2 separate regions of the Homo sapiens genome follow, and region 2 is linked to region 1. A link is an interaction called in ENCODE POLR2A ChIA-PET data of the cell type or tissue named here. Cell type or tissue: endothelial cell of umbilical vein. All regions are shown on one strand. Each heading gives the region's core, and the rest is flanking DNA. Links, peaks and the distances in the headings are about the cores only. Region 1 overlaps RP2 (RP2 activator of ARL3 GTPase). Region 2 has its middle 12 kb from the start of SLC9A7.

Evidence for each region. Peaks named below come from ENCODE experiments on the same cell type or tissue, not always from the same donor. Only the 100,000 strongest peaks of a DNase experiment are listed, where the experiment ranks them.
Region 2: POLR2A ChIA-PET joins it to region 1 with 6 read pairs; 1 of 35 experiments calls an interaction of 5 or more read pairs at or near these places.

What each region holds. Positions count from the first base shown.
Region 1 is chrX:46,860,245-46,874,595 of GRCh38, forward strand. The region is part of intron 3 of RP2 (RP2 activator of ARL3 GTPase); the gene reads left to right. Among named protein-coding and RNA genes, the nearest start is that of RP2, 30 kb to the left of the region's middle. In endothelial cell of umbilical vein, for the core only: no CTCF peak of the experiment used is centred there; a DNase peak (open chromatin) is centred at 5,267; H3K27ac peaks cover 1,265 bases.
Region 2 is chrX:46,762,836-46,779,625 of GRCh38, forward strand. No RefSeq gene overlaps it. Among named protein-coding and RNA genes, the nearest start is that of SLC9A7, 12 kb to the left of the region's middle. In endothelial cell of umbilical vein, for the core only: no CTCF peak of the experiment used is centred there; no DNase peak of the experiment used is centred there; H3K27ac peaks cover 431 bases.

The DNA of each region.
Region 1 (14,351 bases), core at 373-8,372:
TCAAAATTTCACATCACTCAAGGAGCCCTAGACAACTAACTAGAAATTAGGCATTCTTTTTTTTTCCCTATCCTCTGTTCTTAGTACTGAAAGTCACATTTTATTATGTATCTTATTATCATTTTAATTGTTGTATTATTGTTGTACCTTTATAGTGTAGTGATAAATATTTCATGCTCCCTGCTCAGAGTTGCAAAGCACTTGATGAAGATTCTTTCTACCTTCAGTGTGCTTTAATCATACTGGAAAAGAAATAAGAAATATAAAGTGGTATACTATTTTATGTATTTAATATGATTGATTAACTTCCATGTATAATTAGAATTGTTTTCCCTAGTGGGTAAATGCCACCAATAAATTTCAGATACTGGATATAGGTCTTCAAAGAGAGGAACTTGAGTATGTGTGCCCACTTGAAGGGTTACTGTCTGCCTACCTGTATTTGAAGGTGTATTGATTCTAGAGGACAGAGTACTCTTTATCTGTTCAGAGTGGGGCCATTGTTTGCTCAAGGCTCATCAGGCTTTCCTTGACTGGCCTGAGCAAATATGTATAGTAATACGCAGTGTTGATTGGGTATTCCCTAGAGAGAGGGCACATCTGCATTTTATGTGCTCTTTATGTATAAAAATATTATAATAAACTGCAAAAATCTGTATGCAAATGTTAGAGGAATGTTAGGATAATAAGTAATGCTGGGTGTAACTCAGCTGGTAAGTATTAATGCAGTATTTGATAATACTTCTGTGGTTACTGTAGTGGTAGCAAGGACTTGCTGTGACCCACTGCATGAATCTACCCCAGAATATATGTAGGAAATTCTGACCTGGCCCCTTTGATGCAACCATTTTGACATGGGAACATTTGGAAGCTTGAAAATGAATGTTTAACTTCTTAGCAGCTTTTGGAAATTGAATCAGGTAATAAGTGTATTGGACATCCTAAAGTGTGAGAGTTAGGAATAAAGTGAGCATATCGGTAGAGCTAAATTAATGATTTATGTACCTGTGTGATGTTAGTGAAGTCGTATTGTAGAATTGCTCCAACCCAAATATAATATCTGCATTTAAGTAACAGAACATTCCACATGGAAGAAGTAAAATGTTCTATTGCTGCAAAAAGTAGAACTAAAACCAATAAGCAGATGTTGCAGGAATTTCAGCAAATAAATATTATATAAACAAGTCTTAAAAACAAGAGATGCCTATAGGAAGTATTCAAAGACTGATGAGTTCATATCAAAAGATCTTAGGAGCCAGCTTGAAGGAGTTTCCATGGGCCAAATTTGGGACAATTTAACAATTAAAAGGAATACTGGGACTGGATGTAGTGCCGAACCCCTGTAATCCCAGCATTTTGGGAGGGTGAAGTGGAAGGATTGCTTAAGGCCAGGAGTTTGAAACCCATCTGGGCAACGTTGCAAGACCTTGTCACTACAAAAAATACAAAAATTAGCTAGGGGTGATGCATACCTGTAGTCCCAGCTACTCAGGAGCTGAGGTGGGAGGGTTGCTTGAGCCCAGGAGCTTGAGGCTGCAGTGAGTTATGCTCATGCCACTGCACTGCAGCCTGGGCAACAGAGCAAGACCTTGTCTCAAAAAAAGAGAAGAATGAAGGTAATGATTTAACAACAGAAATCTATGCATCCATATTGTTAAACAAAAAGGGGAGAGAAGAAAAGAATGTTCATCTGCTGTTTATGGAATATTGTGAGCTAAAAAATGCAGAAGGAATGCTGGACTTTGGAAATCACCATTTCCAACCCCAATGTAATAATTATTTCAGACAAAGATTATCAGTGGGTGCTAAAACTATTGGGGTAAAAGTTGCTAAGAAGTAGGATATTTGGCTGGGCGTAGTGGCTCATACCTGTAATCCCAACACTTTGGGAGGCTGAGGCGGGTAGATCACGAGGTCAGGAGTTCAAGACCAGCCTGGCCAACATGGTGAAACCCTGTCTCTACTAAAAATACAAAAATTAGCCGGGTGTGATGGCGGTTGCCTGTAATCACAGCTACTAGGGAGGCTGAGGCAGATAATTGCTTGAACCTGGGAGGCGGAGGTTGCAGTGAGCCAAGATCGCTGCTGCACTCCAGCCTGGGCAAAAGAGCAAGACTCTGTCTCAAAAAAAAATGGCCGGGTGTGGTGGCTCACGCCTGTAATCCCAACACTTTGGGAGGCCAAGGCGGGCAGATCACAAGGTCAGGAGATCAAGACCATCCTGGCTAACACGGTGAAACCCCGTCTCTACTAAAAATACAAAAAATTAGCCGGGCGTGGTGGCGGGCGCCTGTAGTCCCAGCTACTCAGGAGGCTGAGGCAGGAGAATGGCGTGAACCCGGGAGGTGGAGCTTGCAGTGAGCCAAGATCGCGCCACTGCACTCCAGCCTGGGCGACAGAGCAAGACTCTGTCTCAAAAAAACAAACAAACAAACAAACAAAAAAACCCAACAGGATATTTATACATCCTAATTCAAAGGGGAAGTGTACCTTTACAGCAGAGATTTGGTGATCACCATGTTAACCCAGTGATCAAACAGCATCATTGATGGACAGCCTAACGTGTTATTTGTGATGTGATGCATTGAAAAATACACAACATCATATGTAGAGTGTTCTTGCCAAAGTAACCTGAATCTAATTGAGCCAAGACTTAACTTGTAGTTTGTAGTGTAGGAAGAAAAGAAATATGTTAAATGACACCATAAGGAAATAAGACAAATCCAAAATAGAAGACATTCTACAAGACAACTGGCTAGGTCTCTTCAGACAGTATAATGGAAAACAAAAAATATGGGGGAATTATTCTGGATTAAGAGACTAAAGAGATATAACAACTAAATGCAATGAGTGAACCTTGATTGGATCTTAGGTTGGGTTGGAGTGAGCTGTAAAAAGCATTTTTGGGACAAGTGGGGAAGTTTGAAGATGAGATAGAATTATCGTTGATCCTTTGGTATAATAATGGTGGTGTGGTTATGCAGGAGATACATGCTGAAGTGTTCTTATGTCTGCTACTTTCAAATGACTCAGCAAAACAAAGCATATATGTGCAGATAGATGGTGTTTATTTTGTAATAAAGCAAATGGGGACAAATGTTAACTTTTGGTGGGTGTAGGTGAAGGGCAAATGCATATTTATGCTATTCTTTCAATTCTTCTATAATGTATAGAAATTTTCAAAATAAAAAGTTGGGGAAAACTTTTAAGCTGCTCAGCAGTGCGCTGATTCCTGTGGAATACTGAGTAGGCTGGCAGTGGAGATATTCTAGCAGGAGTTGGATGGACTGGGCCCTTATCTAAAAGTGGCCATCAGTCATTCTAAGGCAGGGTTTCTCAACTGTGGCACTACAGACATTTTAGGCCAGGTAATTCTTTGTTATGAGAGGCTGTCCTATACCTTACAAGATGTTTGGCAGCATCTCTGGCCTCTACCTATTAGATGCCAATAAAACACCACCCCAGTTGTGGCAACGAAAAATGTTTCCAGATGTCCCCAGGGGTGTGGGAGGGAGGCAAAATTGCTCCCAGTTGAGAATCACTGTACTGAACTAAGGGTGGTCTTATTTATTTATTTCTTTTGAGAATTCACATGTATCTTAAATAGTTTGCACCTCAGAGTCTCTCAATTTTCCTCTTCAGTTGCAATAGTCACATTTATTTTTAATATTTAATAAAGCTATTTGACTGCTTAATAAGAGAATTCATTGTTTTCCATCATGAGGATCTCCAAATCTGACTAATCCTCAGAACCATCCAGGGTGCTTTTAAAAATGTAAATTTTCAGCCAGGCACGGTGGCTCACACCTGTAATTCCAGCACTTTGGGAGGCTGAGGCAGGCGGATCACTTGAGCCTAGGAGTTCAAGACCAGCCTGGGCAACATGGCAAAACCCTGTCTCTACAAAAATTAGCTGGGTGTGATGGTGTGCACCTGTAGTCCCAGCTACTTGGAGGCTGAGGTGGGAGGATCACCTGAGCCCAGGGAGGTTGAGGCTGCAGTGACCCATGATCGTGCCACTGCACTCGAGCTTGGGCAGCAGAGCGAGACCTTGTCTCAAATACATAAATACATAAACAAATTTTCCTTCCTTCCTTCCTTTCTTTTTTTTTTTTTTTTTGAGACAGGGTCTCACTGTGTTGTCCAGGCTAGAGTGCAGTGCTGCAATCTCGGCTCACTGCAAACCCTGTCTTCGGGGCTCAAGCAATCCTCCCACCTCTGACTCCGGAGCTCGAGCAATCCTCCCACCTCTGACTCCTGGGCTCAAGCGATCCATTCACCTCAGCCTCCTGGGTAGCTGGGACTACAGGCGTGCACCACCATACCCAGCTAATTTTTGTATTTTTTGTAGAGATGGCATTTTGCCATGTTGCCCAGGCTAGTCTCAAGCTCCTGGGCTCATGTGATGCGTCCGCCTCAGCCTCCTAAAGTGCTGAGATTATAGGCATAAGCCACCAAGCCCAGCCAATAAACAAATTTTCTACTCCCACCCCAGAAAGCCTGATTCAGAAATCTTTGAGATGTACCCTTGGAATGTTCCTTTTTTGATAGTTCTCCAGATTAGTCAGACTTGGGTTCTTTTGTTTTAGGGAGTAATTCATTCAATTATTCAACAAACATAGTAGATGAGGTCTGAGAAGTAGAGAGAGAGATAATGAAGGGCCTTGTAGGCCACTGTAGAGACTTTGGCTTCTATAGTAGTCTGAGTGAGATGAGATGCTACTGGACATTTGTGGGCTTTTTTAAAATAAACTTTTTATATTGGAATGATTTTAGGTTTACAGAAAAATTGCAAAGATAGTACAGAAAGTTTCTGTATATCCCTTACCCAGCTTCCCTAAATGTTAACATAACCATAGTACATTTGTCAAAGCTAAGAAATTTACATTGGTAAAATGCTAACTTAAACTACAGACTTTATTCAAATTTTACCAGTTTTTCAACTTATGTCCTTTTTCAGTTCCAGAATTCAATCCAAGATCCCACATTGCTTTTTGTTGCCATGTCTCCTTAATTTCCTGTGACAGATGTGACATTTCTTCAGTCTTCCTTGTTTCTCATAATCTTGAAACTTTTGAATAGTAGTGGTCAATTATTTTGTAGAATGTTCCTCAATTTATGTTTATCTGACATTTTCCTCTGGTTAGACTAGGGTTATGGGTTTTTAGGAAGAGGAAGTGCCCTTCTCATCACGACATCACAGGGCACATGATGTCAATATGAGGTGATATCTGCCAGATTTCTCTGCCGTAAAGTTTCCATGTTTCCCTTTCCATACTCCATTCTTTGAAAATGAGTCACTAAGATCAACACACAATCAAGGAGAGGAGAATTAAGCTCTACCATCGGGAGACAGGAATATCCACATACATTATTTGGAATTCTGTAAGAAACATTTGTCCTGGCTGGGTGTGGTGGCTCACGCCTATAATCCCAGCACTTTGGGAGGCTGAGGCAGGCGGATCACGAGGTCAAGAGATCGAGACCATCCTGGCCAACATGGTGAAACCCCATCTCTACTAAAAATACATAAATTAGCTGGATGTGGTGGCGCATGCCTGTAGTCCCAGCTACTCGGGAGGCTGAGGCAGGAGAATCACTTGAACCTGGGAGGCGGAGATTGCAGTGAGCCAAGATTGCCACCGCAGTCCAGCCTGGGCGACAGAGTGAGACTCTGTCTCAAAAAAAAAAAAAAGATTTGTCCCTTCTCCCCATTTATTCAATCATTTATTTCTCATGGGTGTGTATTTTGTTCTTTTAAGTTATAATCCAATACTATCAAATTGTTCTGGTTTTAACCATCTGGAGCTCTTTTAGGTTGGCTTTTTTGTCCCTTTGACATGCCCCATCCTTTTGAATTTTGAACACTTCCTTACTTCCTGGCCCTACAAGATGCTCCAGGCTCATCCTGTATTTTTCCTTGCTCCAGAACTAGTATCAACCATTTCTCCAAGGAACGCTGGTTTCTTTTATTCTAGAATGATAGTTAGAAACCATGATCTGGGTGCTAGGTGTGCCCTTTACTAATGGGGTACCACTGGTTCTAGGCCCTTTCAACAGACAAAGGTAAAAAATACATGTATGACTATTAACCTGTATATACACACACATCTATAATCCTGTATCTATCTATCTATCTATTAAAATACCTCTGACCCTAATCCAGCACCACAGGGTTCATTCTAGCATCCCTTCCCTTGCTTTTTTGTGACTTCTTACTCTGAAAGTGAGAAACCTGGCTTCCATTATGTCCATTTTATTCACTTATTTGTTTAACCCTAGTATAAATATAATATATTTTTAGAATTACTAACCCATACCCCTGTGAGAAACTTATTTGCCAACTAGAGTGCAGTTGGTATTGTACAGTCTTGTCTTTAGCCTTACAGTAGCCACTCAAAACAGTTTTCCAAAGTCCTGAGGTTAGCTCCTTTTTCCCTTATCCCCTTCATTGAAGTATTGGCACACATTTCTAATACTGTTAGATTCATTTGTTACAAGCTTCATTCCATCCTTGGATACTGTGACATCTTGGTTAATTTTTTAAAATTTGCATACAGTAACATTCAGTTGGCATGAGTTTTGATGAGTGCATAAAGTCCACCACCCCACTTATCACCCCAGTACCATGGAAAACAGTTCTCCCTAAAAATTTCCCTTGTGTGGCCCCTTTAGTCAGTCAACCACAACTCCTGGCAACTGATTTGTCTCCTGTCCCTATGATTTTGTCTTTTCCAGAGTGTACCATAAATGGAATCATACAACATGTAGCCTTTTGGGTCTGGCTTCATTTATTAAAATGCATTTGTGATTCAGTCTTCTTGCTAGGTGACTCAATAACTTGTTCCTTTTTTTTTCTTTTGTCTTTTTTTTTGACAAGGAGTCTCGCTCTGTTGCCCAGGCTGGAGTGCAATGGCGTGATCTTGGCTCACTGCAACCTCCACCTCCTGGGTTCAAGCGATTCTCCTGCCTCAGCTTCCCGAGTAGCGGGGATTACAGATGCCTGCCACCACGCCCGACTAATTTTTGTATTTTTAGTAGAGATGGCGTTTCACCATGCTGGCCAGGCTGGTCTCGAACTCCCGACCTCAGGCGATCCGCCCGCCTCGGCCTCCCAAAGTGCTGGGATTACAGGCGTGAGCCACCGCTCCTAGCCAACTTGTTCCTTTTTATTGCTGAATAGTATTCCTTGTATTGATGTACCAGTTTGTTTTTCCATTCAATTGTTGGACATCCTGCTTGTTTCCAGTTTTGCCAATTATGAATAAAGCCAGTATAAACATTTGTGTGTAAGTTTTTTTATTAAGGTAAAATATACATACATAATTTACCACCTTTACCATTTTTAAGTATACAGTTCAGTGGTAATACATTTACATTCTCTTTTTTTCTCCACATTCCCCCCCACCCCACTGTCCCCTTTTCCAGCCTCTGATAACCACCAGTCTACTCTCTATCTTCATGAGATCCACTTTTTTTAGCCCCCACATATGAGTGAGAGCATGTGATATTTGTCTTTCTGTGCTTGGCTTATTTCACTTAACTAGTGGTCCCTAGTTCCATCCATGTTGCTGCAAATGACAGGATTTCATTCCTTTTATGGCTGACTAATATTCCATTGTATAAGGGTAACACATTTTCTTTATCCATTTATCTGTTGATGGGCAATTAGGCCGATTTCATATTTTGACAATTATGAATAGTGCTGCAGTGATCATGAGTGCAACTATCTCTTTGACATACTGATTTCCTTGCTTTTGGATCTATACCCAGTTGTGGAATTGCTGGATCATGTTGTAGTTCTATTTTTAGTTTTTTGAGGGACCTGCATTGTATATAGGTTTTTGAGTGTACATAACTTTTCAAGTCACTTGGGTAATTTGCTAGCATTTGCTATTGTCAGTTTTCCAATAGGTGTGTCATGATATCTCATTGTGTTTTTTAAATCAACTTTTAATTTTGAAACAATTTTAGATTCACAGGGAATTTGTCAAGATAGGCCAGGCGTGGTGGCTCATGCCTGTAATCCCAACACTTTGGGAGGCCGAGGCAGGAGGATTGCTTGAGCCCAGGAGTTCGAAACCAGCCTAGGCAACATAATGAGACTTTGTCTCTACAAAAAGAAAAAAAAAATGAGCCGAGCATGGTGTCATGCGCCTGTAGCCCCAGCTACTCTGGAGGCTGATCTCAGGAGCAAGGCAAAGATGCCTTCCATCACTATTCTGCAAGTGTTCAGTCTCACCCTTAGGAATGATGTAGGCCGGGCGCAGTGGCTCACACCTGTAATCCCAGCACTTTAGGAGGCCAAGGTGGGTGGATCACTTGAGGCCAGAAGTTCGAGACCAGCCTGCCAACATGATGAAACCCGGGTCTCTACTAAAAATACAAAAAATTAGCCGGGCGTGGTGGCACTTGTCTGTAATCCCAGCTATTTGGGAGGCTGAGGCAGGAGAATCGCTTGAGCCCGGCAGGTGGAGGTTGCAGTGAGCCAAGATCGCGCCACTGCACTCCAGCCTAGGAGACAGGGCGATACTCCATCTCAAAAAAAAAAAAAAAAAAGAATGTCAGTGGCCAGGCGCAGTGGCTCATGCCTGTAGTCCCAGCACTTAGGGAGGCTGAGGCAGGTGGATCACTTGAGCCCAGGAGTTTGAGACCAGCGTGGGCAACAAGGCAAAGCCTCATCTCTACAAAAAAATACAAAAATTAGTTGGGTGTGTGATGGTGCGTGCCTGTAGTCCCAGCTACTTGGGAGACTGAGGTGGGAGGATCACTTGAGCCTGGGAGGCAGAGGTTGCAGTTAGCTGAGATCACATCACTGCACTCCAGCCTTGGGGGGAGTGACCCAAGGAGATCCTGTCTCAAAACAACAAAAACATCGATGTCAGGTTTAGGCACAGTTGCTTATGCCTGTAATCCCAGCAATTTGGGAGGCCAAGGCAGGAAGATTGCTTGAAGCAAAGAGTTCAAGACCAGCCTGAACAACAAAGTGAGACCCCCATCTCTTAAAAAAATTAAATTAAAAATTTTAAAAGGAATTATGTCAGTTGTAGTTTTTCTTTTTTTTTTTTTTTAAGACGGAGTTTTGCTCTTTGTTGCCCAGGCTGGACTGCGATGGCGCGATCTTGGCTCACCGCAACCTCTGCCTCCCAGGTTCAAGTGATTCTCCTGCCTCAGCCTCTTGAGTAGCTGGGATTACAGGCACGCCACCACGCCCGGCTAATTTTGTATTTTTAATGAAGACGGGGTTTCTCCATGTTGGTCAGGCTGGTCTCGGTGATCCGCCCACCTCGGCCTCCCAAAGCGCTGGGATTACAGGCGTGAGCTACCGTGCCCGGCCGTCAGTTGTAGGTTTTCATACATACTTTTTTTTTTTTTTTTTTTTGAGGCAGAGTTTTGCTCTTGTTGCCCAGGCTGGAGTGCAATGGTGTGATCTCGGCTCACCGCAACCCCCGCCTCCCGGGTTCAGGTGATTCTCCTGCCTCAGCCTCCTGAGTAGCTGAGATTACAGGCATGTGCCACCACGCCCGGCTAATTTTGTATTTTTAGTAGAGATGGGGTTTCTCCATGTTGGTCAGGCTGGTCTCAAACTCCTGACCTCAGGTGATCCGCCTGCCTCGGCCTCCCAAAGTGCTGGGATTACAGGCGTGAGCCACCGCGCCTGGTGCAATACATAACTTTGTTTAATGTGTGTTTAAAGATACCTTATTTAGCATATACTGTTGATTCGTTAACATTGAACTCACAGCCAACAGCACTAGAACTGATGCTGGAGCAAAGCTTATCTAACACATTTTCTCATGAGGCACATCACAACTTTCCTCAGTTTAGGAGCCATTAGACAGCACTTCAGCACTGTGTTTGGGGGCTATTTTATTTTTTTGGAGACAGGGTCTTGCTCTGTCAGCCAGGGTAGAGTGCAGTGGTATGACCATAGCTCACTGTAACCTCAAACTCATGGGCTCAGGTGATCCTCCCACCTCAGACTCGCAAGGAGCTAGGACTACAGGTTCACTCCACCATGCCCAGCTATTTTTTTTTTAACATAAAAGAGACAGGGTCTTGCTTTGTTGCCCAGGCTGGTCTTGAACTGCTGGGCTCAGGTGATCCACCCAACTTGGCCTCCCAAAGTGCTGGGATTACAGGTATGAGCCACCACGCCCAGCCCCCAGCTATTTTTTTAAACAATGTTGTAGAGTTGGGGTCTTGCCATGTTACCCAGGCTGATCTTGAACTTCTGGCCTCAAGCAATCCTCCCTCCTCAGCCTCCCAAAGTGCTGGGATTACAGGCATGAGCCACTGTGCCTGGCCTAGGGGATATTTTAAACAGGTAAAATCACCAACAAAAAGCACAAAAATGTGAAAAATACGGCACTACCTAGACCTCACAAAGGACACTTTCTTATACTACAATAGCTGAAACAGGCAGAGTATCACCTTGTTCAGCCTCAGCTGGGAGCATGCACATCAGGCAATTCTAATTTTTTGCCACTGTGCATGTCCACAAATAACCATGAAAGCACTGCAAGCATTGATTTGGGGAGTTAGAAATGAATTTTAGCAAGTAGGTAAATTTGAAATGAAGGGATCTGCATATAATGAGGATTGACTATATCTGTTATTTAATGTTACAATTTTTCCTTTAAGCACTGCTTTAGCACATCTCACAAATTTTGATATGTTGTATTTTCATTTTTATTTAATTCAGAGTTTGGCAAATTATGGCCCACTGCCTGCTTTAATAAGTGAAGTCTTATTGGAGCACAGCCACGCTCATTCCTTTTTTTTTTTTTTTTTTTTTTTTTTGTGAGATGGAGTTTTGCTCTCGTCACCCAGGCTGGAGTGCAGTGGCACACTGCAACCTCCGCCTCCCGGGTTCAAGCAATTGTCCTGCCTCAGCCTCCCGAGTAGCTGGGATTACAGGTGCCCGCCACCACGCCCGGCTAATATTTGTATTTTCAGTAGAGATGGGGTTTCACCATGTTGGCCAGGCTAGTCTCAAACTCCTGACATCAGGTGATCTGCCCGCCTCAGCCTCCCAAAGTGCTGGGATTACAGGTGCGAGCCACCACACCCGGCCACTCATTCTTTTATCTATTACATTATGGTGCACAAAGCCTGAAATATTTCCTGTCTGGCCCTTTACAGAAAAAGTATGTTGACCACTGATTTAGTTAAAACTATTTTTTAGTTTCCCTTGAGACCTCACTTGATCCACGGATTATTTAGAAGTATAATTGTTTAATTTCCAAACATTTGGGGATTGCCCAAGTGTATTTCTATTATTGATTTCTAAATCCTGTTATGGTCCAAGAATACACATTTGTATGATTTCTGTTTTTTATATTAAAATGTATTTTATGGCACAGAATATGGCTTATCTTGGTGAATATTCTATGTGCATCTGAGAAGAATGTGTAATCTGCTGTTGCTTGGTTGAATTTTCTATAAATGTCCACTAGGTCAAGTTGGTTGATAGTGCTATTCAGGTTATCTGTATCCTTGCTGATTTTCTGCCTACTTGTTCCATAAATCAATGAGAGAGGAGTGTTGAAGCCTCCAACTGTAATTTTGGATTTGTCTGTTTCTCTTTTCAGATCCTGTCAGGTTTTGTCTCATGTATTTTGAAGCTCTGTTATTATGTGCATACACATTTAGGATTGTTATATCTTCTTGGAGAATCCTTCATGGTTATGTGATGTCCCTCATTTTTTTAAGAGAGGGGTTCTTGCTCTGTCACCCAGTCTGGGGTACAGTGGTGCAGTCATAGCTCAACTGCAGCCTCGAACTCCTGGGGCTCAAGTAATCCTCCCACCTCAGCCTCCTCAGTAGCTGGGATTACAGGCACAAGCCACCATGTCCGACTCTGATGTCTTTCTTTATCTCTGATAATTTTCCTTGTTCTGAAATCTACTTCATCTCAAATTAATATAGCTACTCTAGCTTTCATTTGGTTAGTGTTTTATTGTAAAGATTTATCTTTTTTTCTTGTAGCTTATCAAGGCTGTATATTTAAAGTGAGTGTTCTGTAGACAGCATGTAGTTGGTTTTTGCTTTTCAATCCAGTCTCTTTTAACTGCTGTATTTAGACCATTCACATTGAAAGGGATTATTGATACAGTTGGATCAAAATCTTTCATTTTGCTAGCTGATTTGTTCCAGTTGTTCTTTTTTTCTTATTACCTCTTTTTCTTTTTAGCAGTTTTGTAATTCCACTTAATCTTGTCTATTGACATATTTATACCTCTTCTTCAAAAACTTATTTAATGGTTATGTTGGGTTTTACAGCAAATATTTTTAAATAATTTGAGTCTACCTTCTAATATTACACAACTTCACCTGTCATCTAAGGACCTGATAACATTATATTCTTAATTCTTCCTTCTCATCTCTGTGTCATTATTGTCATATATTACTGTTGTATATGCTATAAACACCTAATACGTTGTTAATGTTATTGCTTTGAACTGTCTGGTGTTTTTTTGTTTGTTTGTTTGTTTGTGTGTTTGTTTTTGAGACAGGATCTCACTTTGATGCCCAGGCTGGAGCGCAGTGGCTTGATCTCGGCTCACTGCAGCTTCGACCTCCAGAGCTCAGGTGATTCTTCTACCTCAGTCTCCCGAATAGCTTGGACTACAGACATGGGCTACTACGCCTGGCTAATTTTTGTATTTTTTTGTAGAGATGGGGCTTTGCCATGTTGCCTAGGCTGGTCTTGAACTCCTGGGCTAAAGCGATCTGCCTGCCTCAGCCTCCCAAACTGCTAGGAATACAGGAGTGAGCCACTGTGCCTGGCCTGAACCGTCACTTATTTTTAGAGCAATTAAAAATAAAAATATAGATCATACTTTATAGGCAGTTTTAGAGCAGAGGAATGTCATGGTCCTTTTAAAGTGTAAATCCTGTCACTGGTCGCTTTAATGGGGAAGCAGAAAGACCAGCTAGGAGGCTGTTGCAGTAATCTAATTGAGACATAGTGGCTTGTTCCAAGGTCATGTTAGATCTCAGAAGGGTTCACTAGATAAGACATCCAGAAATCTTTTTTGTCTGCTTCAGAGTCTCACAATTTTTCATGACAGCTGAAATATTTAGATCTAAAGCTACCATGAACTCTCTGAATAAGATGTTCATATTAAAACACTAAAAACATGACCAGTAATCCTTGTTGACCTCATAGTTCAGTTAGAAATAATCACAGTAATTGGCATCATCATTAGATAGAGGGACAAATAGTAGTGTTTAACAAGTGTGTTGTCAACATTGTAGTTTTTAAAAAATTTAGTAGTGCTTAGCAAGTGCATTGTCAACACTGTAGTTTTTTTAAGGGTTTTTGTTTGTTTAATACATATGAAAAGAATGCATAAACAAAGAATTGAGACATGAGAAAGCATTGGTTCAACACTAATGAATCTAAAGAATTAGGATTTGGGAAGGTGGAAAAGATTACCTAAACATTTTCAAAAATTGGAAACTGCAACCAAAATAAGCTGATAAAAATCCCTATTAACACTTATGAAGAGTCTTCAGACTCTTCCCATGATTTTTATTAAACTAGAGAGCCTCACCTGGCTGCTATAGGAGTCTTCATATGCAGAACAGAAATAAGGAGACTCCCCTGACGGTTCCCCATGTTGCTAAGTGTTTTCCCCACCCCCACCTGACCCTGAGCTTCTTAATGAAGCAGGCCTCCATCCTCCTAATTTGAGAGGATGTGAATCATTCCACAGATGTCTGTCTTCTAGCACCACCCCTCATATTTCCTCTACATACCAGGTCTTCAGCTGCGTTCTAGGAACACCATAAACTACTGAGTTGCAAATCTATGTCAAGCATATAAGACAAACATTGTAGTCTTTTTAAATTTAAGATTATCCACACATGTTAAAACAAATGCATTTGTCCACTTTTTTGTTGGAAAATTATTAGGTCATTTATTGGAAGTTTATCATATTCTAGTCAATATCAATCAAGTTATATACCTGAGTAATTCTACCAAGATTGTATTTCTGAATTCTAGATTACATGTTCTTTATAGAAAGACTGGAACTTTTAATAATAAATGTCTAACTTAAATACACACACACACTATATTTCCTTGTAGTGATGAAACTATATTCTACCTTAATTCAAACTTTCTACCTTGCAAAACTGGAAACCCTACATTTATTATCAACCTTTTCTTTTTAGTTCAGTATTTATTAGGTTTAAAGTACTTTTTAAACTCATTTTGCAAATTTCCAAATGTACTAAATGTAGAGAGTACAATGACCCCCATGTGTACCCATCACCCAGTTTCATCAACTTCTTGCCATACTTAAAAAAAAAACTCATTGTTTGCTAAAACATTTTAATCA
Region 2 (16,790 bases), core at 3,659-11,658, 94 kb before region 1:
GCCACTATCCACAAAAGGCATGTCAGAACTTGTGATCTAAACCCAAGCATGTCTATTACAAACTAAAACAAAAATATGAATATTTCCCCATAGTATTAAAACAAGATACAAAGTCCTATAACATAATATTCAAAATGTCCAGGATACAACCCAAAATTATTCAATACCTGAAGAACCATGAAAATCTTAACTTGGGTGGGAAAAGGCAAACAACAGACACCACTGCTGAGGTGACACCAATGTTGGAATTATCTGAAAAAGACTTTAAAGCAGCTATTATAATGATGCTCCAACAAGTAAGGACAAATAATCTTGAAATGAATGTAAGGATAAAAGGCTCAGCACAGGAGTAAAAGATAAAAGAAGAACCAAATTGAAATTTTAGGCTGGGCACAGTGGCTCACACCTGTAATCCCAGCACTTTGGGAAGCCAAAGCGGGTAGATCACAAGGTCAGGAGTTCCAGACCAGCCTGGCCAACATGGTGAAACCCCATCTCTACTAAAAATACAGAAATTCACTGGGCATGGTGGCATGTGCCTGTAATCCCAGCTACTGGGAGGCTGAGGCAGGAGAATAACTTGAACCTGGGAGGTGGAGTTTGCAGTGAACTGAGATCGCACCACTGCGCTCCAGCCTGGGTGACAGAGTGACACTCCATCTCAAAAAAAAAAAAAAAAATTTTATAAGTGAAGAATACAATAGCTGGAATTTTAAAATTGGATGGATGCAATAGCAGAATAGAGATGAAAGAGTCAGTAAATATGAAAATAGATCAATAGAAATTATCCAACCTGAATAGCAGAGAGGAAAAACTGAAAAATAAATAGAGCCACAAAGACCTATAGGAGATAATAAAATATCTAACATTTGTGTCTTTAGAGTTACAGAAGGAGAAGAGAAACAGTGTGGTACAGAAAAAAAGATGTGAAAATATAATAACTGAAAACATTCCAGATAAAGCAAAAGACACAAGCCTGCAGATTGAAGAACCTCAGCAAAACCCAAGCAGGATAAGCCCAAAGAATCAAAGCACAGACACATTATATTCAAACTGCTGAAAAGAAAAACAAAAAAATATGTTTAAAGCAGAAAGATAAAAATGAAATATTACATACAGGGTAACAACAATTCAGATGACTACGGATTTCTCATCAGAAACCAAGAAGGTCATAAAGACATGCACAGCATTTTTAATGTGCTGAAAGAACTGTTAACCAAAAATAATACATCCAACAAAAATAGATTTCCGTGTGAAGAAATAACACCAATACTGTACAGTCTCTTCTAGAGAGTCAGACAGTTGAAGAAAAGAAAGCTACATACCAATATCTCTCATGAACTTAGACATAAAAATTCTTAACAAAATATTAGTAAATTGAATCTAACAATGTATAAAAAGAAGTGTACACCATGACCAAGTGGTATTTATCCTAGGATTACAAGGCTTGTTCAACATGAGAAAATCACTCAATGCAATCCACCATATTTACTGTCTAAAGAAGAAAAGCTGCCTGATCATATTCACTGATGCGGAAAAAAGCACTGACAAAATTCAACATCCATTCATGATAGCTTTCAGCAAAATAGGAATAAAAGGGAACTTCTTTGACCTGATAAAGAGCAGATACCCGCCCCCCCCAAAAAAAAAAACCGCACAGAATATCTAGCATTATTCTTAAAAGACTGAATTCTTTCCCCCCAAGGTCGGGAAAAGGCAAGGAAGTCCACTATCACCACTCTTAGTCAACATTGTATTGGAACTCCAAGTCAGTGCACTAAGACAGAAAAACGAAATAAAAGGCATACGTATATAGCAAAAATCACAATATGTAAATTTTAATGGAATGCTGGGGAAACAGAGGAACTAAAAACAGAGGGAACAAAAAGAAAAGGGAGGAAAAAAGAGAAATTCTCAAAGGATATTAGAAAAATTCTCCTATTCATAGATAATATGATCATCTACTTAGAAAAATCCCATGAAATCTACAAAATCCTAGAACCAAATAAGCGAGTTTAGCAAGGTCTCAAGGTGCAAGGTCAGCACACAAAAACCAATCATATTTCTATATACAGGCTATGTGCAACTGGAGATTTTTTTTTTTTTTTGGTGGAGTCTGGCTCTGTCACCTAGGCTGCAGTGCAGTGGTGCGATCTCGGTTCACTGCAACCTCCGCCTCCAGGGTTCAAGTGATTCTCCTGCCTCAGCCTCCCAAGCTGGGATTACAGGCACCCACCACCACACCTGGCTAATTTTTGTATTTTTAGTAGAGACAAGGTTTTGCTGTGCTGGCCAAGCTGATCTCGAACTCCTGACCTCACCTGATCCGCCTGCCTCGGCCTCCCAAAGTGCTGGGTTTATAGGTGTAAGCCACTGCACCTGGCCAAAAAATCTTTAAAATGTATCATTCACAATAGCATAAAAGAAAAATATTTAGGTATAAATTTTTAACAAAACATGTCCAGGATCTATATGCTAAAATCTATAAAATGTTGATGAAAGAAATCAAAGAAGACCTGAATAAATGAAGAGACATGCCATGTTCATGGATTGAAAGACTAAGCAAAGATGTCAAATCTCTCCAAATTGATATACAGATTTAATAAAATTTCCATAAAAATCCCAGCAAAATGTTTGGTGAATATAGCCATGTGAAATATAAAATTAATAGGAAAGTCAAAGTAACAGACTAGCCAAAACAATTTTGAAAAAGAAGAATAAAATTGGAGGCCTCACACTATCCAATTTAAGATGTACTGTAATGCTACTATGTAAAGTAATAAAGTATAATTAAGGCAGGGTAGCATTGGTGAAGGAATAGATATATACATCAATGGGACAAAATTAGAGTCCAGAAATAGGTCTACATACAAAATTGATTTTTCACAAAAGTGCAAAAGCAATTAAATGGACAAGGTACGTTCTTTTCAATGAATTGTTTGGAATTATTGGGCATCCATACACAAAAAGAATGAACCTTGAGCTAAATCTTATACCTTGTACAAAAATGAATTTTATGTAGATTATAGATTTAAATGTAACATACAAAACTGTGAAACAGTTACAAAAAAACATAAGAACACCTTCCTGATCTTGGATTAAGCAAAGAGTGCCTAGATATGACACCAAAAGCACAATCCTTATATGAAAAAATTGATAATTGGACTGCATCAAAATTAAAAGTTTTTGCTCTGCAAAAGACACTTTTAAAGTAATGAAAAGACAAGCTACAGAGTGGGAGAAAATATTTACAAAACATATTCAACAAAGGACTTATATCCATAGTACATAAGAAATTCTCCAAACTTAATAAGAAAACAACCCAGTTGAAAAATGGGCAGAAGGTTTAAACTAACACTTTACAAAAGACGGTATGTGGATGAGAAATCATTACATGAAGAGATGTTTAACACCATTAGCCATTAGGGAAATAAAAATTAATACCATGATTGCCACCTATTAGATTGACTTAGAATATTAGAAATAGAATGACTAAATAAAAAATACTGACAACACCAATTGGAGATGAGAACGAAGAGCCCCTGGAACTCTCTTACATTGCTGGTGGGAATGCAAAATGGTAAACCACACTGGAAGAGAGTTTGGCAGTTTCTTATAAAGTTAACATGCATTTATCCATAAGAACAAGCAATCTCACTCCTAGGTATATATGTATATATCCAAGGGAAGTGAAAATGTGTTCATCCAAAAACCTGCACATGGATTTTTTTGTTGTTGTTTTGAGACAGAGTCTCGCTCTGTCACCCAGGCTGGAGTGCAGTGGCACAATCTTGGCTCACTGCACCTTCCGCCTCCCAGGTTCAAGCAATTCTTATGCCTCAGCCTCCCAAGTACCTGGAATTATAGGCATGTGCTACCATGCCCAGCTAATTTTTGTATTTTTAGTAGAGACAGGGTTTCACCATGTTGGCCAGGCTGATCTTGAACTCCCGACCTCAAGTGATCCACCCGCCTCGGCTTCCCAAAGTGCTGGGATTACAGGTGTGAGTCACTGCGCCCAGCTTTTTACATGGATGTTATTAGCAGCTTTATTTATAATAGCCAAAAACTGAAAACAACCCAAATGTCCTTCAGTGGGTGAATGAATAAAAAACTGTTGTATGTTCATACAATGGAATACCATTCAGCAATAAAAATGAATGAACAATTGATATACTAATAATTTGGATGAATATCAAAGGCATTATGCTGAGTGGAAGTGAGTCTCAAAAGGTTGCACACTATATTATTCCATTTTATGACATTCTTGAAATGATAAAAGTATAGTTACAGAGAATGGATCAGTAGTGTCTGGGGCTAAGTGGGAGGGGAAGCGTATAACTATAAAGGGATAACACAAGGGAGGTTTGGGGATGATGGAACCATTCTATATTCTGATTGTAGTGATGGTCGTATGAATCTGTACATGTGTTAAATTCAAATAATTGTACAAGAAAAATAAATATTGCTGTAAGTTAACTTAAATAATTTCTCTCTGTCATGTGTTAACAAATCCTCTGCTTACCCTTGGACATGCTACAACTTTATATTAGTTTAAGACGGTGGTTAAGGCCTCAAGAAGTCCCCAAGAGCTATGTCCTGGGTTCAGTTACCCTGAAATGTGGCAGATGAGGAAAACTGAAACCTTAAATTCAGGCACACCCACAGGATACTATGAAATATATGGGCATAAACACTAGCATTGGCGGGGCGTGGTGGCTCACGCCTGTAATCCCAACACTTTGGGAGGCCGAGGCGAACGGATCACTTGAGGTCAGGAGTTTGAGACCAGCCTGGCCTACATGGTGAAACCTCATCTCTACTAAAAATAGGAAAATTAGCCGGGTGTGTTGGCGGCATCTGTATTCTCAGCTACTCAGGAGGCTGAGGGAGGAGAATCACTTGAACTCAGGAGGCAGAGGTTGCAGTGAGCCAAGGTTGCGCCACTGTACTCCAGCCTTGGTGACAGAGGGAGACTCAGTCTCAAGGAAAAAAAAAAAAAAAGAACCAGGAAGGAAGCTTCTCCCCTCTGGCTGCCTTCCACTCTCCCACAAGTGCCTCCCATTGGCAGCACCTCAGCAGCAGCAACCAGGCATCCTAAGAGGACCTCATATCTATTCTGCATGGCCTTTGCTCTGTACCGCCAGGTTCTGGTAATCCTACCTCTTCCCTGTTGTTTTTCCAAGTTTAGGGATAGTAGCTGCTTCTTGTAGTTATTATCTCTGGGTTCTCTCACAGTTGCCTTTTTGCTATCTCATTTCTGCATTACCTATGTAACCAATTCCTTATCTTAACCTCCTCTGTGGGAACATGTAGTGGCCTGTTTTCCTGTGGACGCTGACTGATACTCAGCCTTTGGAGACTTGAAGTATAGAGTCAGAGGGCAACCAGTTGTGAAGCTGACCCTGAATTCCTTGTGTTTGTTTGGCCTCTGCTTGCATTTGTTCCTGCACTTGAAGATAAAATCACAATTTCAAAGCGCGGTACACAGGGCCTATGGTAGACTTTGCTGGTGGTTCCTAATATTTCTGATTCCCTTCTTGCAAAACAGATGGATTGCATTGATTGCATTTTTCACCTCTTTGACGTTTGAGGTGACTTTATGACTTGCTTTGGCCAACGAAATGAGAGTAGAAGTGGTGAATGTCATTTCTGGGCAAAAGTATTTAAGAGCAGATGCATGTGTTCTCTCCACCTGCTGCAGTGAGTCCTAAAGCCTCACGCTGAGATGGTAAATTATAGGGTGGAAAAGCCTGTGTGACATGTAGTCTGGGAGATAATTTTTATTTTACTTCACGGTTGTCACCACAGTGTAAAGTAGCCTATCCTGACTAATAATACATTTGTGATTCACCCCCTGCCACCTCCCCTCCGTCTCACTCTTCCCTAAATGCATCAAGATACCTTACACCTTTGGGCTGTGCCTATGCTCCACCTCTTGCCTTACCAATCATTTTGACCTGGCAGCTGCTGCTAGTTGTTCAAAGCCCAATTCAGATGCTACCTACTCCAAGAAGCCTCCTTCATCTGGATCTGGGATGTTTCCTATATTTTCTCCTAATAGCTCATGTTTACTCTTTTTTTTTTAGACAGAGTCTTCTGTCACCCAGGCTGGAGTACAGTGGCACGATCTCGGCTCACTGCAACCTCCCCTCCTGGGTTCAAGGTATTCTCCTGCCTCAACCTCCCTAGTGACTGGGACTACAGGCGTGCGTCACCACGCCTGGCCAATTTTTTTTTCTTTTTGTATTTTTAGTGGAGACGGGGTCTTGCCATGTTGGTCAGGCTGGTCTCGAGCTCCTGGGCTCAAGTGATCCACCCATCTTGGCCACCCAAAGTGCTGGGATTACAGGCGTGAGCCACCGCCACACCTATAAAGTAAACATGGCCTCCTGTTTACTTTTAACATGACATTTCCCACATTGTATCATATTATCAGATTATTTATTGATATACCCACTTTATATTAAGCTCTTTGGAGGCAGGGATGGAGTGTCTTCTGTTGTATTTTTTGCTGTTGTTTTATTTGTTTAGCTCTAGCTTAAAAAATGCATTGAGCATAATGCCTGGTACATAGCAGATGTTCAAAAATATTTGTTGAAAGAATAAATTATTTCAACAAAATAAATAAATACATTTATTATAAAGTATAAATAAAGCAGAGGATATGTTTTTAAAAATTTAGCTATATACTTATAATGCAATTTAATTGGAAGTCATTTTGTGCATTCTATATTTTGTCAAGGTACCCCATGTGGATTCTTGGTCATCTACTTTATTTAGAATTCATATCTCTTAGTCATTATTTGCTTTTTTTCTAATGTATTTTCTGCCTCTTTCTTACTTTTGTTGCTCTGTTTCTATGGAATATCAGCTGGCAACATTCACTTAGTTGATCTATGTTGGTAAATATGTATAGTTAAAATTCAATTCAGTCCGGGGAAACTGGAAAGATTTAAATATCTTGAATGTTTAATGATATTTAATTAAATATCTTGAATGTTTAATGATATTTAATTAAATATCTTTAATGTTTAATGATATTTCATTAAATATCTTTAATTAAATATATTTAAAGATTTAAATATATTTAATGCTATAGTAACCCTGTAGCATGTTTCAAATTAAATAAAAGCTACTTTTAAATATAAAGGGGTTATTTTTGTCAGCTGCTTTATTACCTCCAAACCAGAGCTGTTCATTTTTTATTCTATTTCCAAAAACCAAATATCCCTCCCAAGTCAATTTCAAAATATAATCTTAGTTCAGATTCTCTAGAACAAAAGCAAAGTCATTTCTAGGCACTCATAGTTTTGTTTTATGTTTCTCATTATGCACATTGAGATTCCTCTAAATGTGAGTCATTTAAGCAAAACCTTGGGAAACCTCCAGATTCCTTTTTAATTATCTTAAATTCATCTGAAAATATTTCAGCAAATGCAGGAGAGAATGCCCTTATTAGCAAGATGTTTTAAAATCAAGAAGAGCCTATTATGAACTCAAGATACTCCCTAAAGGTTTTATTAACAGTTCAGGATTGTCCCTTCTATCTGCCTGTTCCTGTCTCACTACAGATAGCAAAATGTAGGAATTGCAGTTTTTAGCTCCTTTTAGCATCTTCCAGATTTGGGCTTCCATCCAAGCTCCCACTGCAGTGCACCACTCTGTGAGTCGATGACAGGCAAGGTCGAACAGCCCCTGGGGAACCTTCGCAGATGTGTTGAATACCATAAACATAAATAGATAATCCTTATCTTAAAGCAAGAGAGGCAGAAAGACACGGAGAAGACCCAGGCACCCTTGCCTTCATGTCTGTACAGACCCACATGGACTGTATGTTTAGGATTCAGTAGCCATGTTAGAAAAATGCTACCTCAGACCCTATTCAGGGTTAGCTACAGTAACCTTAGGAGTCCCTTCTGATCATCCTCTTCCCATGGCAGCTGCAAACTTTTGCCTCTGCCATGTATGGGAAAATTGATCACTTAAAAGGAACTCTTAAGGTTTATTAGAAATGCTTTTGCTGTAAGTGGCAGAAAACCTGCTCCCAAAGACTGAAGTGAGTAAGACTTTATCTTGCTCATATAACAGGCATTCTCTCAGTAGGAAACCACCAGCTCAGTGACTCAAGGATGTAACACGACTCAAGGATGCAATCCTAACATGCCAAGCTGTTAGGATTGAGAAAGAGATACTGCAACTGGAAACATCAGGTATAGGTTTAGAGCAGGGAAAAGTGGGAAGGGCCCTGCAGCCTCTCTCCTTTTATCAAGAAGGTGAAAGCTTCCTCAACCCTATCTCCCTGAGGCTCAGCCAACTCCTGTTTGGATCTCATTGCCCAGAACTTGATTAAGTGGCCACCTCTGGCTGCAAGAGAGGCTGGAAAAATGGGGAACAGTTTGTCACAATTGGCTTGGTGCAGTTGCAAGACATTGCCTGGCAGGGCACACTGATGCTTCAAAGAAAATTAAGGATCCAGTAGCTATGAAGAAGGGAGTGGGTAGGCAAGTGCTAAGCTCTACCTCCACGAGACTAATCAGGAGCATTACACCCAATTATAAGGCAACCGATTTTTGCTGGAGCCTTTGTTTAGAATGTGCCATGGAGGATGGTACTGTGTCTGCTAAGAGGATTCTCCTCCCATATTCACCAATAGAAAGGAACGCTATAATGTGGATGAACCTCAAAAACACTATGCCAAGTGAAAGAAGCCAGACACATGATTCCATTTATATCAAATATCCAGAATAGGCAAATCCATAGAGACAGAACACAGATTGGTGGTTACTAGGGGTGAGAGGGAAGGGGTAATTGAGGGCAAGCATTTAACAGGTTTAAGGTTTCCTTTTGGAATAATGAAAATGTTTTAGATCTAGATAGAGGTGACTGTTGTACAACATTGTGAATGTACTAAACACCACCAAATTGTATACATTAAAGTGGTTGGTTTGGGGTTACATGTAATTTAACCTCAATAAAAAAAAAGAATATTCTCTTCCCTTCTGCTGAACAAAATATTACGAGCTTTATGCCAATCAGCTTTGTACAGCATTTATACTTCAGTCCCTACAAATTCATCTTGGCAGTAGTAGTTTTAATATGAGCCACTTATCTGTGGCTGAGGCAGAGACAACTAGTCACCCTCCAATATCCTTTTCTTCTATCCCTTTCTTCTTTAGTAACTAAATCCTAGGCCAGGCGCAGTAGGTCACGCCTGTAATCCCAGCACTTTGCGAGGCCAAGGCAGGCGGATCACCTGAGGTCAGGAGTTCAAGACTAGCCTGGCCAACATGGCGAAACCCCATCTCTACTAAAAATACAAAAATTAGCCGGGTGTGGTGGCAGGCACCTGTAATCCCAGCTACTCAGGATGCTGAGGCAGGAGAATCACTTGAACCTGGGAGGCAGAGGTTGCAGTGAGCCGAAATTATGCCATTCACTCCAGCCTGGGTGACAGAGCAAGACTCCGTCTCAAAAAAAAAAAAAAAAAAAAAAAAAAAAAAAAAAACACCTAGTCAATGTGTCCAGCTAAAAAACAAAAACAAAACACTAAATTTCCCAGACTCCCTTACAGCAAAGTATGGCCATGGACTAAGATCCATTCAGTGAAATGTGAGTGGAAGCTCTGGGCAGGTCTCCCAGCTAGGATCTTTAACAGTGCATGACCTTTTGTCCTTCCCCTTTTTTTCTTCTTTCCAGCCTGCAAAACAGACTTGATGGCTGAAGCACCACCAGCGAATCTGGATCATGATGTGACCTTGAAAATGAAAGCTGTGTGCTGTGTATGGTAGGATGAAAACATGAGACTGAGTGCTCAATGACAACCCGAAGATACCATACCATTTGTGGACAGCCTACCTCCAGATTTCCTTTACCTGAGAGAAATGGGAGAGAAAAATGCTATTTTGTTATTTGTTGGGAGAAAAGCATTGTTCTATGCAGCCAATCTTACTTGTAACTGATACAGCAATATAACTTCCTCAAACAATTCTTATTAAAGATATTATTAAAACTTATTAAAGATAATGCAACTCAGGGCATGAGTAACATATTCCATTCCAAAGTAAGAATGAGTCTACCTACAGGGCTGTTACCTGTTCCATTAAAGTTACTGATGCCACTTGACATTGGTCTTGGCAATAATTTTTTGGATATGACACCAAGAGCATAGGCAACAAAAGCAAAAATAAATAAGTGGGACTATATCAGACTAGAAAGCATCTACACAGCAAAGAAACCAATAAACAAAATGAAAAGGCAACCGATAGAATGGGAGAAAATATTTGAAAACCATATATCTGATAAGGGGTTAATATCCAAAATGTACAATTAACTTATACAACTCAGTAGCAAAAAAAGCCCAAATAACCCTATTGAAAAATGGGCAAAGGACCTGAATAGACATTTTTTCCAAAGAAGACATACGAATGGCCAACACATATATGAAAAGATGCTCAACATCATTAATCATCAAGGAAATGTAAATCAAAACCATAGTGAGATATTACCTCACACTGGTTAGGGTGGCTAGTACCAAAAAAATAAAGGTAAGTAGTGGTGAGAATATGGAGAAAAGGGAAACTTGTACACCGTTGGTGGGGAATATAAAATGGTGAAGCCACTGTGGAAAACAGTATGGAGGGTCTTCAAAAAATTAAAAATAGAAATACCATATGATCCAGCATTCCTACTCCTGGGTATTTATTCAAAAGAATTGAAATCAAGATCTCAAAGAGATGTCTGCACTCCCATGTTCACTGCAGCATTATTCACAATAACCAAGATATGGAAACAGCCTAAATATCCATTGAAAGATGAGTGGATAAAGAAAACATGGTATATATACACAACGAAATACTATTCAGCCTTAAAAAAGAAGGAAATCCTGCCATATGCAACAACATGGGGTGAAACTTGAGGACATTGTGCTAAGTGAAATAAGCCAATCATATCAAGACAAATACTGCAAGACATCATTTGTATGAGGTATATAAAGTAGTCAAACACAGGAGCAGACAGTAGAATGACTGTTGCCATGAGATGGGGGTAGGGAGAAATAGGGAATTGCTATTCAACAGAGAGAAGGTTTCAGTTACGTGAGATGAAGAAGTTCTAGAGATCTGCTGTACAACATTGGGCCTATAGTTAACAATACTTTATTGTTCACTTAAAATTTTGTTAAGAGGACAGATTTCATGTTAAGTGTTCTTACCACAATAAAAAAAACTGAAGCATCTAGATAAGTGCTCTAATACAGGGAAGGAATCACAGACCAGGGACACTTAACCAGCCTAAAGAGAATAATAGAAGGCTTCCCCAAGGTGGTGAGTTCAGTGTGAAGGACAAGTCATAATTAGCGAGGTGAGGAAGTAGCAAGTGTGGATGTACTAAAGTTTGAAGGGACTTCCCAGTAGAAAGAAAACATGGCAGCTCAGGCTGCCATAACCAAATACCAAAGACTGGGTGGCTTAAATAACAGTATTTTCTCTCAGTTCTGCAGGTTGGAAGTCCAAGACCAAGGTGTTGGTGGGTTTGGTTTCTTCTGAGGCCTCTCTCCTTGGCTTGCAGATGATCACCTTTTTTTTTTTTGAGACTGAGTCTCGTTCTATTGCCCAGGCTAGAGTGCAGTGGCGTGATTTCAGCTCACTGCAACCTCCGCCCTCCGGGTTCAAGTGATTCTCCTGCCTTAGTCTCCTGAGTAGCTGGGATTACAGGCACACACCACCACGCCTGGCTAATTTTTGTATTTTTAGTAGAGACGGGGTTTCACCATGTTGGCCAGGCTGGTCTTGAACTCCTGACTTCAAGTGATTCACCCTCTTCAGCCTCTCAAAGTGCTGGGATTACAGGCATGAGCCACCACGCCCGGCCAGATGATCACCTTCTTACTGTGTCCTCACATGGCCATCCCTGTGTGTGTGTGTGTGGGGGGGGGGGGTGTGTGTGTGTGTGTGTCCCCTATAATTGCCTCTTTTTAACTTAGTCACCTCTTCAAAGACTCTATCTTCAAATATAGTCACATTCTGAGGTACTAGGGGTTGGGCTTAAGCACACTAATTCTGGAGAAACACAATTCAGCACATAGCGAGCATTCACAAAAGTATGGAGGTGAAAGAATACACTGTAGGCCCAGGAAATCGCAGGTACTTGTTATAGCCTGTGGCTGTTTGGTGAAAGATGAAGTACAACTGAGAAGTTTGGGTTTTACATAGAGGCAATGGGAAAATGTTGGGGGAGTATTGTGATTGAGTGGTGCTTTAGAAAGACCATCACAGTGGCAATGGTGAGGCTCCATTGTAGTGGGGCCAAAACTAGAAGATGGGAAACCAATTTTATCAGTTAGCTTTTGCTGAGAGAGGAACTACCCCCCAAAATTTAGTAGCTTACAAAACACAAACACACACACATATTTATTTACCTCACAATTTTGTGGTTTGGCAATTTGGACCGGGCTCAGCTGCGCAATTCTGCTGATCTGGGCCAAGCTTGGCTGAACTTGGCTGGGCTCGCTCATGTATTTGCTGTCTGTGGCCAGGTCAGCTGAGGGTGGGCTGGTCTAGGATGGCTCAGATGAGATGGAGCATCTCTGTTCCACATGGTCTCTCATCATCCAGCAGGCTGTTCTGGGTTTGCCCATGTGGCAGTGGTGGTAGGACTTCCTAGAACAAGGTAGAAAGAACACAAGGCCTCTTGAGCCTCATGCTTGGAACTCACATAATGTTGCTTCCACTGCAAAGCAAGTCTCAAAGCCAGCCCAGATTCAAGGATTGGAAACAGAGATTCCATTTCTTTTATTTTCCTTCCTTCCTTCCTTCCTTCCTAACTTCCTCCCTCCCTCCCTCCCTCCTTTCTTCTCTTTCTTTCTCTCTCTCCCTTCCTTCCTTCCTTCCTTCCTTCCTTCCTTCCTTCCTTCCTTTCTTTCTTTCCTTCTTTCTTTCTTTCTTTCTTTCTTTCTTTCTTTCTTTCTTTCTTTCTTTCTTTCTTTCTTTCTTTCTTTCTCTCTTTCTTTCTTTCTGATGGAGTCTTGCTCTGTTGCCCAGGCTGGAGTGCAGCAGTGGCACCATCTTGGCTCACTGAAACCTCCACTTCCCAGGTTCAAGTGATTCTCCTGCCTTAGGGTCCCTAGCAGCTGGGACTACAGGCACACCACCAACCCGGCTAATTTTTTTATTTTTAGTGGAGATGGGGTTTCACCATGTTGGTCAGGCTGGTCTCGACCTCCTGACCTCATGTGATCAGGATTGATCAGGATTGATTGTGATCCGCCTGCCTCGGCCTCCCAAAGTGCTGGGATTACAGGCATTAGCCACCACGCCCAGCCGATTCCATTTCTTGATGGAAGGAGCTGCAATTATTTGTGGCCATCTCTACAGTCCACTACACCAGCTAGGAAGTAACATTTTATAATTCAGAAGGAAATAAGTAAGAGGAATAGAACTGAATTAATGACAATGGAGATGGATGAGAGACTGAGTTGGGAGAAGTCAGTGATCATTTGGGGATTGGCTGGGTCCTCTGGTTCTGACTCGGGTGATGAAGAGATTGATGGCATTGTCAGAGGTATTTGAACCAGAGCAACTCCATCTTGAATAGGGGCTGGGTAAAATAAGGCTGAGCCATACTGGGCTGCATTAAGGCATTCTTAATTAGGAATGCCTTAACTAGGCCAGGCGCAGTGGCTCACGCCTGTAATCCTAGCCCTTTGGGAGGCTGAGGCAGGCAGATCACCTGAGGTCAGGAGTTCGAGACCATCCTGGCCAACATGGGAAACCACATCTCTACTAAAAATACAAAATTAGCCGGGCATGGTGGTGCATGCCTGTAGTCCCAGCTACTCAGGAGGCTGAGGCAGGAGAATCGCCTGAACCCAGGAGGTAGAGGTTGCAGTGAGCCAAGATCGTGCCATTGCATTCCAGCCTGGGCAACAAGAGCGAAACTCCATCTTAAAAAAAAAAAAGAATGCCTTAACTAAAGCATTTTTGGGTTTGTTAAGGAGGTTAAGGCATTCTTAGTCACAGGATGACAGGAGGTTGGCACAAGATATGGGTCATAAAGACCTTGCTGATAAAACAGCATGAGGTAAAGAAGCTAGCAAAATCCCACCAAAACCAAGATGGCAACAAAAGTGACTTCTGGTTGTTCTCACTGCTCATTATATGCTAATTATAATACATTAGCATGCTAAAAGACACTCTCACCAACGCCATGACAGTTTACAGATGCCATGGCAACATCCAGAAGTTACCCTACATGGTCTAAAAAGGGGAATTGCCCTCAGCTCTGGGAATTGCCCACCCCTTTCTCATAAAACTCTGGAGTAATCTACCCCTTGTTTAGCATATAATCAAGAAGTAACAATAAGTATCCTTAGTCGAGTAGCTCAAGCCACTCCTCTGCCAATGAAGTAACCATTCTTTATTCCTTTTCTTTCTTTCTTTTTCTTTTCTTTTTTTAGATTGTTTCACTCTTGTTGCCTAGGCTGGAGTGCAATGGCACAATCTCGGCTCACTGCAACCTCTGCCTCCTGGGTTCAAGTAATTCTCCTGCCTCAGCCTCTCCAGTAGCTGGGATTACAGGCACTCACCACCGCACCCGGCTAATTTTTGTATTTTTATTAGAGACAGGGTTTCACCATGTTGGCCAGGCTGGTCTCGAACTCCTGACCTCAAGTGATCCATCTGCCTCAGCATCTTAATAGAGCTGGCTTCACTTTACTCTAGGGACTCACCCTGAATTCTTTCTTATGCAAGATCCAAGAACCCTCTCTTGGGGTCTGGATCAGGATCCCTTTCCAGTAACAGCATCGCTTAGAAGATGAGTGTGAGAGGCAGCGCTGATGGTCAATCTGACCAGATCATATCATTGTGTTGAGATTTACCTCTTCTACTTGCTTGCACAGCCTTTATAGTTATAAGCATAAAACATCATTATCTGCTAATGAATGAAATAAAACAACAGAAGTGGAAGGGATACCTGTGGGTAGCAGTTTACTGTTGCTCTAGGGAGCGAAAATTTGTACTGTTTTTAAGTGGCAGAGAAAAATAGTAGGGGCAATGTTTTTCTTGTGTGGGAACTTGTATCAGGGACTTTGCACGTGCTGTTCCCTTGGCTGAAAATATCTTACCACCCTATCTCTCTGCCTGCCTCTCTGCTGGCTCCTTCTTAGCCTCCAAGTTTCAGTTTACACATCACTGTCACAAAGAGACCTTTCCTGTCGACCCTATCTCAATGCGCCTCTTCCCCTGCCAGTTACTACTACAGCGCTCTCTTTAATTCTTTCTCAGCAGTGTTCACAATCTGCTGCTATCTTGGTTTGGCTTATTTGTGTGTTTGTGTCTCTCCCATTACATTAACATTAAGCTTTGAGATCAGAAATATTATCTGTCTTGTTTACCCCACAAAGAGCTTGGCAGATTCTAGCGGCTTGTGAAAGGAAAATAAAAACGCAGGACACCAATTCACTGCCAAAAGGAAAAAATGAAGCTGAAAGCTGAGTCATGCCAGAAGCTGCCTTTCCCTTTGTTCCTAAGCTGATAGCTACAGATAAAAGGTTAAATATCTCTGCAGGTAGCTACTCTGTGTTCACCTTATCTTATGTACAGTGATTTACTGAGTGAGAGACGAATACATAATTGACTCTTCCCCTACCTGCTCCTTTTCTCTTGCAACATGTGAATATCATACCCTCCTCCCTCTTTCCCCTCCAGCCTGCTTTTCCCCTTTAAAAACTGAAGCCCTCAAAATCATCTTTGGAGAAAGGCACAGACCACAGACTGTTTCTGTGATTCTCTGTTTCCTCTCCTCCGGGCATGTCCTTAACCTTGGTAAAATAAACTTCTAAATGGATTGAGACCTGTCTCAGATACTATTTGGTTTACATGCTCAATATATATTTTTTAAATGAAAACATTGTTATCTCCATGGCTAGAGAGTAAATATAGATGATGTTCTTCCTTAGGCACTCTTCTTTTTAATCTGCTTTAATATGAATTTAGAAATGTGGCCAGGCATGGTGGCTCACACCTATAAGCCCAGTACTTTAGGAGGCCAAGACAGGAGGATCGCTTGAGCCCAAGAGTTCAAGACCAGCCTGGCCAATGTGGCAAAGCCACGTCTCTACAAAAAATACAAAAATTAGCTGGGCGTGGTGGTGCGCGCCTGTAGTCCCAGCTTCTTGGGTAGCCAACACAGGAGGATAGCTTGAGCCCAGGAAGTCGAGGTGGCAGTGAGCTGAGATGGTGCCACTGCAATCCAGCCTGGAGATCGTGACAGTGAGACCAGGCACGGGGGCTCACGCCTGTAATCTAGACGGCAGACCTTTTAAAGAAATTAGTAAAATTATTTTAAAGAAGCTGTGGCATAATGGTTAAGAGCACAAGCTTTAAAGCCAGACTGCTTGGGTTTAAGCCTGGGCTCTACCATGAACTGTCTGTATGACCCTAGATACATTATTTACTTTCTTTGTGCCTCACTGTCTTCATATGTAAAATGGGGATAATAGTACCTATCTCACTATCTAATGAAGGCTAAATGACTTAACATACATAAAGGACATAATAGACATTCAGTATATATTTACTACATTAGTAGATCACTTCAGTGTTTAAACACATCTTTAATATCAAAATCTTCCCTATATGTTAAAGCAGTGTTCTTGAAATATACTACAGGCTATCAGCAGAATACCCTGCTTTGCTTTGCTTTCCTTCCTTCCTTCCTTCCTTCCTTTCTTCCTTCCTTCCTTCCTTTCCTTCCTTTCTTCCTTCCTTTCCTTCCTTCCTTCCTTTGAG